Linked DNA regions of Homo sapiens: region 1 is linked to region 2. The links are chromatin contacts, found by Hi-C in ENCODE. All regions are on one chromosome and are shown on one strand. The core of a region is the stretch at or near the end of the contact, and the rest is flanking DNA. Distances in the headings are between cores, read along the strand shown.

Evidence for each region. A loop is a pair of places that touch in the nucleus more often than their neighbours do. Pooled maps may share reads with other maps.
Region 1: a map of endothelial cell of umbilical vein shows a loop between it and region 2 (3-fold over the local background). The contact joins two enhancer-like sites. A Hi-C loop is called at or near these places in 3 of 168 maps with a recorded cell type or tissue (Calu3, chondrocyte and endothelial cell of umbilical vein) and 4 of 50 pooled maps.

The regions. Positions count from the first base shown.
Region 1 is chr15:57,334,413-57,340,301 of GRCh38, forward strand. No RefSeq gene overlaps it. Among named protein-coding and RNA genes, the nearest start is that of LINC01413, 18 kb to the left of the region's middle. Within about 2 kb of position 3,950, at least 11 of the 41 ENCODE cell types and tissues checked have a DNase peak (open chromatin) inside an H3K27ac peak, as active enhancers do.
Region 2 is chr15:56,811,921-56,818,294 of GRCh38, forward strand. No RefSeq gene overlaps it. Among named protein-coding and RNA genes, the nearest start is that of LINC03065, 72 kb to the right of the region's middle. RefSeq lists an enhancer at 2,204-2,373. Within about 2 kb of position 3,536, at least 4 of the 41 ENCODE cell types and tissues checked have a DNase peak (open chromatin) inside an H3K27ac peak, as active enhancers do.

The DNA of each region.
Region 1 (5,889 bases), core at 2,700-5,199, 520 kb after region 2:
GGAGGAAGCAGTACAGGGCGGGTGGATGCCAGCAGTCAGGATGGGTGGCCTCATGGGTGGAGGGGAAGCCAGGAGAGGGAGGAGCCGGGAGTGAGCCCAGTATGAGTCATTTCTTATCCTGCGAGGGACTGGGGCCTGGGTCCTGAAGGAAGGAAGGAAGGAGATCCAGGGAGCTGTATAGGCGCCTGCCTTTATTCTTTCCCCGACTGAGTGAGGGGTCCTGGCGCTGCAGGGGCCCTCTGGAGGTCACCACCTCCATCCAGCCTCTCAGTTTCATAGGGTCAGTGTCTGCCACGGTCCTGATCTCGGGTTGGCAAACGGTCCTCAGGCCCTGCCCTCGCGGGTGCTCACTCCACAGGTGCATTAATCCAGTGCCTGTGATAGTCCAAGCCTGCTCTAAGCGCTGCGGAGGTGGTGGTGACCAATCAAAGTGCCCACTCCAGGGCAGCTCACAGCAAGGGTGGGGTGGCTGGAGACAGACAACAGGCAAAGGAACAACTACATGTGTCAGGTGTGGTCGGTGAAAAGAAACATCAAGAGGGAGCATGGATGGGTGGGAGCTGTGTTAGAGAGAAGGTGACATTTCAGGAGGGACCTGAATGAATTCAGGGATGGAGCCATGAGCACACCAAGAGGAAGAGCATCCCAGGGAGCTGGAACAGCAGGTGTGAGGTAGGAGCAAGCCAAGGACAGCATCAGGCCCACTAGTGGGACACACTGGGTGAGGGGAGAGTAGCCGAGGTGAGGTCGGGGAGCCTCCATGTCAGGGTGAGGCCAGGCAGACGAGAGTCTCATGAGTGTCCTCCATAAGCGGCAGTTATGGTTATCACTATTATTAGGTTCTAGAAGGCCACACATTCCCTGGAAAGATGACAACTACCACCACCCTCAGAATCCTCCAAGCAGAGGGGTGGTGCCTCTGGCCTCACGGCTTGGTGCATAAAAAATGGGACAGCCACACGCTTTCTTCTGCTTAGCGTATGCTAGCAGTTGATGAGACATTTGGACCGTGTGGCCTGTGGGGGTGGCAGGTGGGAGCTATCAGAGAGGCAGGAGGAGGCTCAAGTGACCTCAAGACTCAGCAGTTTCCTGCACTTAGGGAGTCAGGGCCCCAGCACCTTGTGACATTCTGCTCTACCGTTCTCCCTCTGCTCTCCAGCCCTGCTTTATCATGCCCCTCCTCCACTCAAGAACCCACAGTGGCTCCCTATTACCTATTATTCTTCAGCCGACCTTTGCCACAGTGACCATCTGTGCACCTCAGGTGTCTCTGTTTAATGGTTATTTGCCCCCAAATCCCAGCTCAGACTGCTGGAGGAAATTACTTGTCTCTGTTTTTTTTGCCAAGAGGGAAAGACTTCCTTTGATAAATACTTTTTTTCCCCAAGGAAATGAGTGTCGACTTTTCTCCGAACCACAAAGCCAGTGCTACCTGCGCTTGGTCTTCACTGTGAGAGCGCCTCACAGTCCCATGGGGTGTGGCTGCACTGCTGGTCTCTCGGGACATCTGCACTCACTCAACTGGCCTGGAGGCAAGAGCCTGCCACAGAAGGCCAACTGTCTAGTCCTGCACAGGCTTCTTCCAATGCAGCAGGATGTATTCAAAGAACACCAGACTCCCACTTCAACTGCACTCGCTCAGCCATTTATGGAGGGGCTACCACATGCCTGCCACGGTGCTGTGGCCTGACCTCCTGAAAGAGGTCCCCGTGGGAGGGGACTGATTCCAAATAGGCTTTTTTTTTTTTTTTTTTTTTTTTGAGACAGGGTTGCCCTCCTGTCGCCGAGGCTGGAGTGCAGTGGCACGATCTCAGCTTACTGCAACCCGCACCTCCCGGGTTTAAGTGATTCTCCTGCCTCAGCCTCCCTAGTAGCTGGGACTACAGGCATGCGCCACCACACCCAGCTAATTTTTGTTTTTTTAGTAAAGACGGAGTTTCACTGTGATGGACAGGCTGGTCTCAAACTCCTGACCTCAAGTGATCCACCCACCTTGGCCTCCCAAAGTATTGATGTTACAGGTGTGAGCCACCGCAACTGGCCCCAAATACACTTCTGTTAAAGAATGGGTATTACTACTTTTCAAATTGTTATGTGACAAGAGAGAAAACTATTCTTTTGAATCCAATAACCATAGCCCTCCAAGCTTATGAAAAACTTCTCCTATTCGATTGTATCTTATAATGCGTGCTCTGTTTTCCTGAGGAGGTCCAGGGTCTGGATCCTTATATCGGTTCCTTATCAAGAAGATGCGTGTTATTACGTAGCAATTTGCCAGTGAGACTCAGGAGGGCTGTGACTTTCTTGAGACCAAATGGCCATGTGATCTGGAACCAGGTGGAACCTCCATGCCTGAATCTAAAGGGTTCTCCAATCTGGCTGCATGAGAATCACCAGGGGAACTTTCACCACCACCAGCCTTCCAAGCACCACCCCCAGAGAGTCATTCCACTGGTGGGGATCCCAGGTGATTGTAATGGCCCGGGAGTTGGGAACCACTGCTCGGAAGCCAGATTGCAAGCCCTCTCTGGCCTGGGGGCAGAGGAGCCTCCTGGCTCTGCCGGTTACTCGCTGTGTGATTTGAGGTACATCTCTGGTCTTCAGTTTCTTCATTTGCAAGAAGAGAGATCCCTTCCAAGGTCTATTTCTATATGGGATCTGTGAGTTACTCGGCATCGAGAAGATGTTTGGGAAGGCCTCCTGGAGGAGCAGCATGAACATGGACTTGGACTGTGGCCCTTCCCATATCGGGCTACAGGGAGGGAGGGCAAGACCCTGCACCAGGTACCTAGTCAACGGTCGCTGTCCTCTGCACTCCACAGTCCTAGGGGTACTCTTGCTGGGGTGGAAGTCGCGACCTCCTCTGAGGGTGAATGGGCAGGGCCCACGTCTGCACCTCTCTTAACAGCCCTTTTAGGCCAAGGGGGCTGCAAATGCCTGAGGCTGTTAGGTCTTCAGGGCCAGCCTTGGGCTTCTGTGGCTCAGGAGCAGGGAGAGGGCGGCCCCAGCCCTCCGGGCTCAGCTCTGGAGGGGCTGAAAGATGGGAGCCCTGAGCTGGCAGGACCTGGAAGATGGTGTCCTCTCCATAAAACAATTCCCAAAGCCTTTCTTTGTCTTCATTTCCTGATCATGAAAAATACGTTACAGAACAAATAGAACTATGTTTATACTTCCCAAATTATGAAGGTGATTTCACGTTTTTTGGTGGGTTTTTGGTGTGCGATGGAGTTTGTTTTTCTTCTGGGACATTTTGGGCCTCGCTGCAACATGAAGGTGGGATGTTGGGGGCACCGGAGGATTTACCCTCTCTAGGCTGTGCTGGTTACTATAGTGGAGGGTCTCAGAGAGCTCCAGGCTGGGGCAGGAGGAGGGTGATTATGGCTCTGAGAATAAGAGAACAGGTGAGCCAAGCCATGGAGAAAAACTGAAGTCCTCACCTGCCAGGAGAGAAGCCATGGTGGGCACCTGCTGATTGTGGCCTGAGGGGCCGCCCTCCACAGTTCCCGTGAGCCTTGTGTGGTCAGGCGTCCCCTGACCTTTCTAACTGAAACCAGGGGAAAGCTGTTCCCCGGCGGAGCAGCAGGCGTCCCTGTCAGAGCCACCGGCTTTCTCCCTGTGACTCACGGCTGCTTCCTCCTGGTCATCTGGTCCAGGGCAGGCCTAGAGGATGTGTGTTGACTGACCATGTTCCTGCTAAAAATATGGGTCCTGGAGTCAGAATTTCTTGCTGTGAAAAGCACTTCCTGCAGGCAGGGTGCCTCAGGAAGCAGGTCATAACATTGTTTTTCTGAGCCTTTCTCTTCTTGTGTGGGGTCTCTATATTCAGAGTCTATAAACATGAACAAATGTATGTACGGTGGCCAGGAAAGCGGGAAACAGGTGGCGGTGCTCACGGGGCAGCACTGGACTGGGGAATGCTTTCAGCAGCTCCCCCCGTGGGCGTGTCAGTGTGGACTCCCTCCAAGACACTCTGGCGCAAGGGCCATTGATTTTCTTTTTCTTTGTTTCTTTGTTTCTTTTTTCTTTTTTTTTTTTTGTAAGACAGAGTCTCACTCTGTCGCCCAGGCTGGAGTGCAGTGGTGCAATCTCAGCTCACTGCAATCTCTGCCTCCCAGGTTCAGAGATTCTCATGCCTCAGCCACCCAAGTAGTTGGGATTACAGGTGCATGCCACCATGCCCAGCTAATTTTTGTATTTTTAATACAGACAGGGTTTCACCATGTTGGCCAGGCTGGTCTCAAATGCCTGACTTCAAGTGATCCGCCCGCCTCGGCCTCCCGAAGTGCTGGGATTACAGGCGTGAGCCAACACACCTGGCCTTCTTTGGTTTTCTAGCTCCCATCTACTCAGCATGGGCGGAAATCCAATTTGTTGTGCTTCCTGGCTTCTGGGGTCCTGTGGACCTGACAGGGTCTTGCACCATTCAGAGAACTGGCTCTCCGGGCCTCAGGACGCCCTGAGCACTGCTCAGAGGTTCACTCTTCAGTCACTGTGGTCCCCGGGAGCAGTGCTGATGAGTTGAAGCTCAGCCTCTGGGTATTCATGCTCCACCCCCTGAGCAGCCTTGGACACCCTTCCCCCTCACTCCTCACCATTTGCTGAGACCACCACCCCTGCCCCCCTATCTATCCCAGCCTCTTCAACTAAAGCTGCCAATCTCACGCCCTGCTCCTCTGGGACCACCTCTCCCCACACCCCATGGGCCTGAAACATAAGAGTTCTTTACTTGGGGGGTTGGGGGTGGGTGAGAACACTCAGCCCTTCAGAAACACACAGCAGCCTCTTCTCCCCAGAATCAGGAGGGGAAGGGAGAAAGGGGAAGGAAGATGCTTGATATAGTTTGGATATTTGTCCTCGCCCAAATCTCAGGTTGCATTGTGATCCCCAGTGATGGAGGTGGGATCTGGTGGGAGGTGTTGGGATCATGGGAGCCGATCCCTCATGGCTTGGTGCTGTCCTCATCATAGTGAGTGAATTCTTGTGAGACCTGGTCATTGAAGAGTCTGTGGCACCCCCCACCACCAGCTGTCTCTCTTGTTCCTGCTTTTGCCATGTGGCGTGCCTGCTCCCCCTTCACCTTCTGCCATGATCATAAGCTTCCTGAGGCCTCCTCAGAAGATGAGCAGATGTTGGGGCCATGCTTCCTTACAGCCTGGAGAACTGTGAGCCAATTAAACCTCTTTTCTAGCCAGGCACGGTGGCTCATGCCCGTAATCCCAGCACTTTGGGAGGCCAAGGCAGGCGGATCCCCTGAGGTTGGGAGTTTGAGACCAGTCTGACCAACATGGAGAAACTCTGTCTCTACTAAAAATACGAAATTAGCCGGGCATGGTGGCCCATGCCTGTAATCCCAGCTACTCAGGAGGCTGAGGCAGGAGAATTGCTTGAACCTGGGAGGCAGAGGTTGCAGTGAGCCAAGATCTCACCATTGCACTCCAGCCTGGGCAATAAGAGTGAAACTCTGTCTCAAAACAAACCAAAAACAAAAGAACTTCTCTTTTCTTATAAATTACCCAGTCTCAGGTATTCCTTTATAGTAATGCAAGAACAGCCTCTTACGCTTCATTTGTCTCTGGGAATATAGAGTAAAACAGCAGCCAAATAACACTCCAAAACAAAACAAAACAAAACATCCCAGAAGACGAATTGTAGTTTAGTTTTTTTTTTTTTGTTTTACTAAGTAGCTCCCCTTGTTACGTTAGCCTCGTTTTACAGACGAAGAACCCAGGGCTAAGAGGGTTCCTTGGGCTGCCATGTGGCACTGGGTGGGGGTTTATGGAGGTCATGGCCCCATGTCTATGCTCTCAATCTGACCAGCGTAGGCATCAGGGTGGGCACTGCCCTGCACAGAGGCCCAAGGGTGGTCCTGACCATGTTGCCCAGGATGGT
Region 2 (6,374 bases), core at 2,286-4,785:
GAGATAGAAAATGACAGAGATCATTTATCCCGCTAACAGTGCCACGAAAAGAGACTGACCTTTAGTTCCTACTATCTGGATACTTAGAGCTGTTTTGACTCCTGGCCTTTTCACAGCCTGGTGCTTACTTAGCATTTCTTTTAATTATTTGTGCCAGTCCACATCCTTGAGCACATTTCTTGTTTAGCTTAAGATAGTCAGAGTGAGTTTCTTTTGTTTGCGCAGAAACAGAAATAGACTGAAGTAGAAATTGATTCCTGGACATAACAGTTACAACTGACACTTAGAATGACAATGTGAAGTTGGAAGGGTCATGGTGAGGCAGGAGACAGTGTGGACCTCCGTTTCTCTGGCTGGGAAATGCCTATCTTCAAAAGCATGTTGTATCTGGAAACTCAGGCAATGTGTCTGTCCAGCTGGAGATTTGGGAGAGTCAGTAGAAAAACGTCAGCTCGTTGGATTAGGTTGGATACTTTTTTTTAGCCCAAGATAAGTTACTACAAGTAAGAGACAACTGGGTCATCAGAAAGCAGAGAGAGAGAGAACAGAAACTGCTAAGGGAAGCCCTTTCTAATTGTGGCCTGTGATCAAAGAGGGATAGTAGTCAGATAATCTTAAGCTGAATTCTCTCCCCTGAGTTAAAGTTAGTGGAAGTAATGTCTTAAGATTCTGAAAACTTAAGAGGAGCTAAAAAAAAGTCTCCCGGAAAAGCTCTACTAAGCACCTCCTTCTGGGCCTTCCTTGACGGATGAGGCTTCACTTAGTCCCCAATTTACAGCCCAACCACTGAAATACATGGGATGTTGGAGCTGAGATTGGTTTTATCTCTTTCGACTCAGGCTATTGCTTGTCATTGCCCCCAGGAAATGTTAAAATTGAAGGCTTTGTGGCTGAGAGCTGGAGGGAAGGGCAGAGCTCTAAGGCCTGTTGCTATGAGAGAGGACATCCTACCATTGGATGTGCATGGAGGGCCTACTAGGTTTCTAAGAAAATTGTTATTTCTGGATAAACACTTAACCAACCTAAGGTAATCTCCAGGCCCCTGAACTCTTCTCAATAGAAAATTAGGTTCTAAATTAGTTTAACCCTCACAAGTGATCCTCTCCACTGTCCTTTTCAGAGGTGACCACAGTGGATACTGGACATTGGCTCTTCTCCCAGAGGAGAAAACCAGAATCAACTACTTTTGCTGACCAATATATCCACTCTGTCACTGGAGCAGACAGCACTTTTTATTCCTGAGAAGCAGGATGTGACAAATTCTGTTTGCCAATGACCACTCTAAGCTGTTTCTTCCCCTTCCCTTTTCCATGTGAGTTTTTTTTTTCTTTAATTAAGATAACCTGACCTATTTCTACCATTGTAGATCAGGTTAAATTTATCATTTAACCTCAGTTTGCCAATACACAAGGAGCTATTCTGGGCCAACCTGAGAATAATGCATGTTGCTGAGAGGTGGATGCAGTAACTGGCCTAGCACTTGGGGAAGGAGGGAGTTTTGAGAGGTATGTAAAAGAGTTGCACTATTGCAGGTGATAACAATTATGATGATGCTGCATGTATGAGAAGGAGAGTGTGTGTATGGATATCAAACAGCTTGGGAGATTATAGTGGACAATAATTGTTTTCACCTGCCAGTATCCCAAGTTTCCTTTATAAAAACTTTCTTCCGCGATGCTTGAGCCAGACAGTTCTAGAAGGGCTGAACCTATACCTCTACAGCTTGGTTGGCATGTAACCCAAAATTGTGTGTAAATTTATTCCATCTTCTCGGCTCAGTGAATGATTTAGGAAAGCTTACGTGATCCAAGTCAGATCAATAGAGTCAGCCACAGAGTTCTGAAGGAATGATTGGGAAAGACACATTCTTTCCAAGGGATTGCTTGGCTGGTAGAACGTAAGTTTACAGCTCTCAGGGCCTAACCTGCCACCAGGGAGAGAATGCCTGAAAATGAAGCTCGGGGAAAGGAAAGCAAAGTAAGAACAAGAGTAAGAAAGAGAATGAGAGCCAATAAATATCCTTTTTGCTTAGCCATTTGGAGTAGGTGTAGTCTATTTTGTCTGGAGCTCAGCACCTGTGAACACTCTCCTTTTGGTTAGGAAGTTTCTTTCCTCCCCAAATTAGATATCAGAAATTATGCTTTCTTCACCCCCCTTGTAGCTAGCTGGGCACAAGCATGTGACTCAGGCCCCATCAGACATCCTTGTGAAATTTCTTTGAGATGAGAGCAATGTGAGAAAGTAATGCCACATGGAATCCATTTCTGCCAGTGAGAGTGACACCACTGCCACTTGGCCTTCAGAGGTGGCATTGTTGAGTTCCTATAACAGGGCTGGCAGTAGTGCTTGTGTCAGTAAAGTTCCTGCTGGCGGTGCAAAATGTAGCATTGAATGCTGGGAGGTGAAGGCAGTAGCAGTGTCTTCAGGCTAGTCCTGACAACTGTTTGTGGTGGTATCCTGGAAGTTCATCCTTGAGCCTGGCTCTCTAGCCCTCCTGGCAATTCTGCGACCTACCAAATATCCTTTAATAGTTTTCTTTTTGGCTTAATCAACCAATTAGTTTTTGTCACTTTCAACTAAAACTTCTGGTACTAAGGTAAAAATCAGTAAAAATTTGATAGAGATATAAATCAATGAATGAATGGCAATTCTGTGAGGTATATATTATACTTCCATTGTACAGAGGAAAAATTGGCTGAGTAATATTGGACCTTGCATCCTGTCCAAGGTCACGCAGCTAATAAATCCTAGAGTAAAGATTTGAATTTTGCTCTTTTTTGAATGCCCGAAGTTCACGTTTTTGAAATAATTTTGTGGCAGATAGAGCAGAGGGGCTTGCACAGAATTCATTCTACCCTTCTTGTAGAGTGCCTTCCTATACTGCAGAGGCTAGAAAACTAAAAGTGACATTTTCCAGACTTTCATACAGCTAGGAATATGATTAGGATCCACCAATAAGATGTACTTGTGTGAAAATTTAAGTTAGCACTGAGTCAGGTAGGAAGGAAGGCAGTGCCCAGGCCTTCATTTTGATGGTACGAATCTGTTACAGTATGGTTTGGGGCCAACAGTTGAGTCCACAATTTTCTGATTGCCAAATTGTGGCAAGGCAGTGTGATCTAGGATCTGGTGAGTGGTATAGTGGTTTCCTGATCCCCAGCTTCCAGATTGTTGCAGAGATAGTTCTCTAGACAGGTGAGCTCTCTAGTGTTGTTCTGGAACCCAGTCCACAGCCCACTCCTCCAGCCCCTGTAACTGTGGGCATGGGATTCCCTGTAGCCAATCCTTTCTTGCTAAAACTACTAGAATGGTTTCTATTATCTGCTTCTGAATCTTGTTTAATACGAGCATGGATAGAGGTCAAATACTACATAACAAAGCAGCAGTACACAGAGATTCTTATCGTTTCTAAGCCGCAATTAAAGAGAAAAAAAAGGATGCATTCAAGGTAAATTTATGTATTTCAGTAATAAGCACCATGGACTTTGTGGTCTTGCCACACCCGTAATCCCCAGAAACTGGGTGTATCAGTCAGCGTACCACCGGCAGGAAACAGAAGGCTCATTCACAATGGAAACTCTGGGGAGACTTTAATAAAGACTAGTTTTGGCCGGATGCGGTGACTCATGCCTGTAATCCTAGCGCTTTGTGAGGCCGAGGCGGGCAGATCACTTGAGGTCAGGAGTTTGAGACCAGCCTGGCCAACAAGGCGAAACCCTGTCTCTACTAAAAAATACAAAAAAAGAAAAAAAGAAAAAATTACCCAGGCATTGTGGTGGGCACCTGTAATCCCAGCTACTCAAGAGGCTGAGGCAGGAGAATCACTTGAACCCCAGAGGCGGAGGTTGCGGTGAGCCAGGATTGTGCCACTGCACTCCAGCCTGGGTGATAGAGTGAGACCCTCCTTAAAATATAAATAAATAAATAAATAAATAAATAAAGACTCGTTTTTACTTATCTTTTATTTCTATTTATTTAATTTTTTAGAGACGGGGTCTCGCTATGTGCCTAGGCTGATCTCGGATTCTTCCCACCTTGGCCTCCCAAAGTGGTGGGATTACAGGCATGAGTCACCATGCCCAGCCTAAACGAGTTTTTAAAAATATAGACTGGGCATAGAGAACCACAGGGGTCGTACAGTGCCCCTAGACCTGAAGCAACAAGTGGAGGAATCTATTATGGAAATTTGAAGACAGCTAGGTAGAGAGGGTGCTTTACTGGAGCTGTGACCTTTGGTTGCCGAATGCAGTCATGGCAACCTCACAGGCAAGGTGCAGGGAGGGAGCAACCTTACACTCAACTGTTTTTTCAAACTTCTGCACATTTGCTGAGCTCACCTAGAAGCCACAGGACACAAGCGTGTGCTGTAGTCCTTATAGGACAGTCTGCCAGGGTGGAGAAAGATGGAACGTGGATCTAAAGGGCAAATGGGAGATATCCAGCACACCACGTGAAAAAATTAACAACCTCAGTGCAGTAAGAGATCATGAAGAACGCAGGCTGAAGTATTTTATGCTCCTGAATTTATAATGTTCACAGATTAAATTTATTCTTTTTTTTTTTTTTTTTTTTTTTAGACAGAGTCTCACTCTTCGCCCAGGCTGAAGTGCAGTGGTGTGATCTCAGCTCACTGCAACCTCTGCCTCCCGGGTTCAAGCGATTCTCCTGCCTCAGCCTCCTGAGTAGCTGGGATTACAGGTGCGCACCACCCCCAGCTAATTGTTGTATTTTTAGTAGAGATGGGGTTTCTCCATATTGGCCAGGCTGGTCTCCAATTCCTGACCTCAAGTGATCCACCCACCTTGGCCTCCCAAAGTGCTGGGATTACAGGCATGAGCCACTGCGCCTGGCCTGAGTTTATTCATTCTTTTTAAAGATAGTCAACACAATCTACTCATGTGATTTGAGGTCGTTTTGCTTAGTTTAGCACACAGTGCCGTGGAGTATGAGAAGTGGAAAGCACTCTAGAGATCTCGCTGAACACCCTTATTCCATAGATGAGGAAGTCAAGACTTAGGAACATGACACAAATTCCTCCAAAGTCACTTATCCAAAGTTGCATAATCAGCATGCACACCCAAATCTACTGATGCCCAGTCCAGAGCTTCTTCCACTATTGGCAGCTGAAATCCATGCTGGACGTGCAAGTTGTGCTCATTACAAACTGCCAGACTGTGATACAGCTGTGGTCTGAGCCTGGAGCATCCCTCTGCCTTAGTCTTATTATTCTCTTCATTTTAAACATTTACCTGAGAAGCTGAATTCCAAAGACACTTTTCCTAAAAATAACTCAAAGACATGCAGGAGGAAATTAGCATACTGTATTTTCTTCAGCTATAATTTACAGTGTGTAATCTAAAAATGTGCAACAAAGCAATGCTAGTAGTGCAGAGAAAATTCCCCTGGGATATTTGGTTCCATTTAAAAACACCTCAGTATGGGGGGGATGTGGGAGCAGCAGCCTGTGACACACTTCCATCAGGGCAAAATGTTATTCCAGTGATTCACAGCCAGAGGCCTGACAAACACTTTGAGTCGATATAAAGGTTCTTGCCATCAGGATAAAAATGAGAATTGCAGTGGGTGGTCCCATTCTAGCCTCATGTCTCCTTCTACTTCTGTCCTGGCTTAGGTGGTTGCCCTGGAAACAGTGGGGTAGCAAACAAAACCATTTGGAACAACTTTTAGAAAGCCTTATGTACAGAGGCCTGATGTTTATTTGTTGCTGCCTTTTCCAAAGGCTTTCTTCCCCTGAGAGGGTGTGCTTCTTGGACTACCTTGAAAGCTAGTTCATGTTAAAGTCTTTGGCAAGGTCCAGTTGGAGGGCTGGCCAGAGTTTGGCAGAGAATAGGAGAAAGGGGCTTTGCTTATCATTATTCAGCTTTGGATCCCCACACAGATGGCCCTGATCTCCTCCTCCCCCACCTAAGAATTTTTCTAAAATGACACCCAAGTTTTTCTTGGCAGAAGTTATAATTCCTGGCAAACAGTTCACTGCAGCTCTAATTATGATGACAGCTTTAATGGAGAAGATAATCATATTAAATGGTTCTTATTCACTTCCATGTGATGAATTAGTGATTACCATAAAATGTGTTAAGCAGCTAAAAGTAAGGGGAAGGGATAATGTACTGAGCTACAAGTTGAGGTTTTAGGGATTCCAAAACTGGGTAGGAGATAGGATAAAATGAATTTCATCAGATACCAGGGGTGATCAGGTATCAAGGGAGGGTATTCTCAATAAACTGACTTGGCAGGACTCTTCCTAAAACTACACCAGGCAGGCCAAAGACAGGATGGGGACCAGGGGAGAGGCCTAGTCGAGAAGAGGGTTCAGGGGAACCTGACTAAAGTTTGGTAAAGAAGTCTTTATC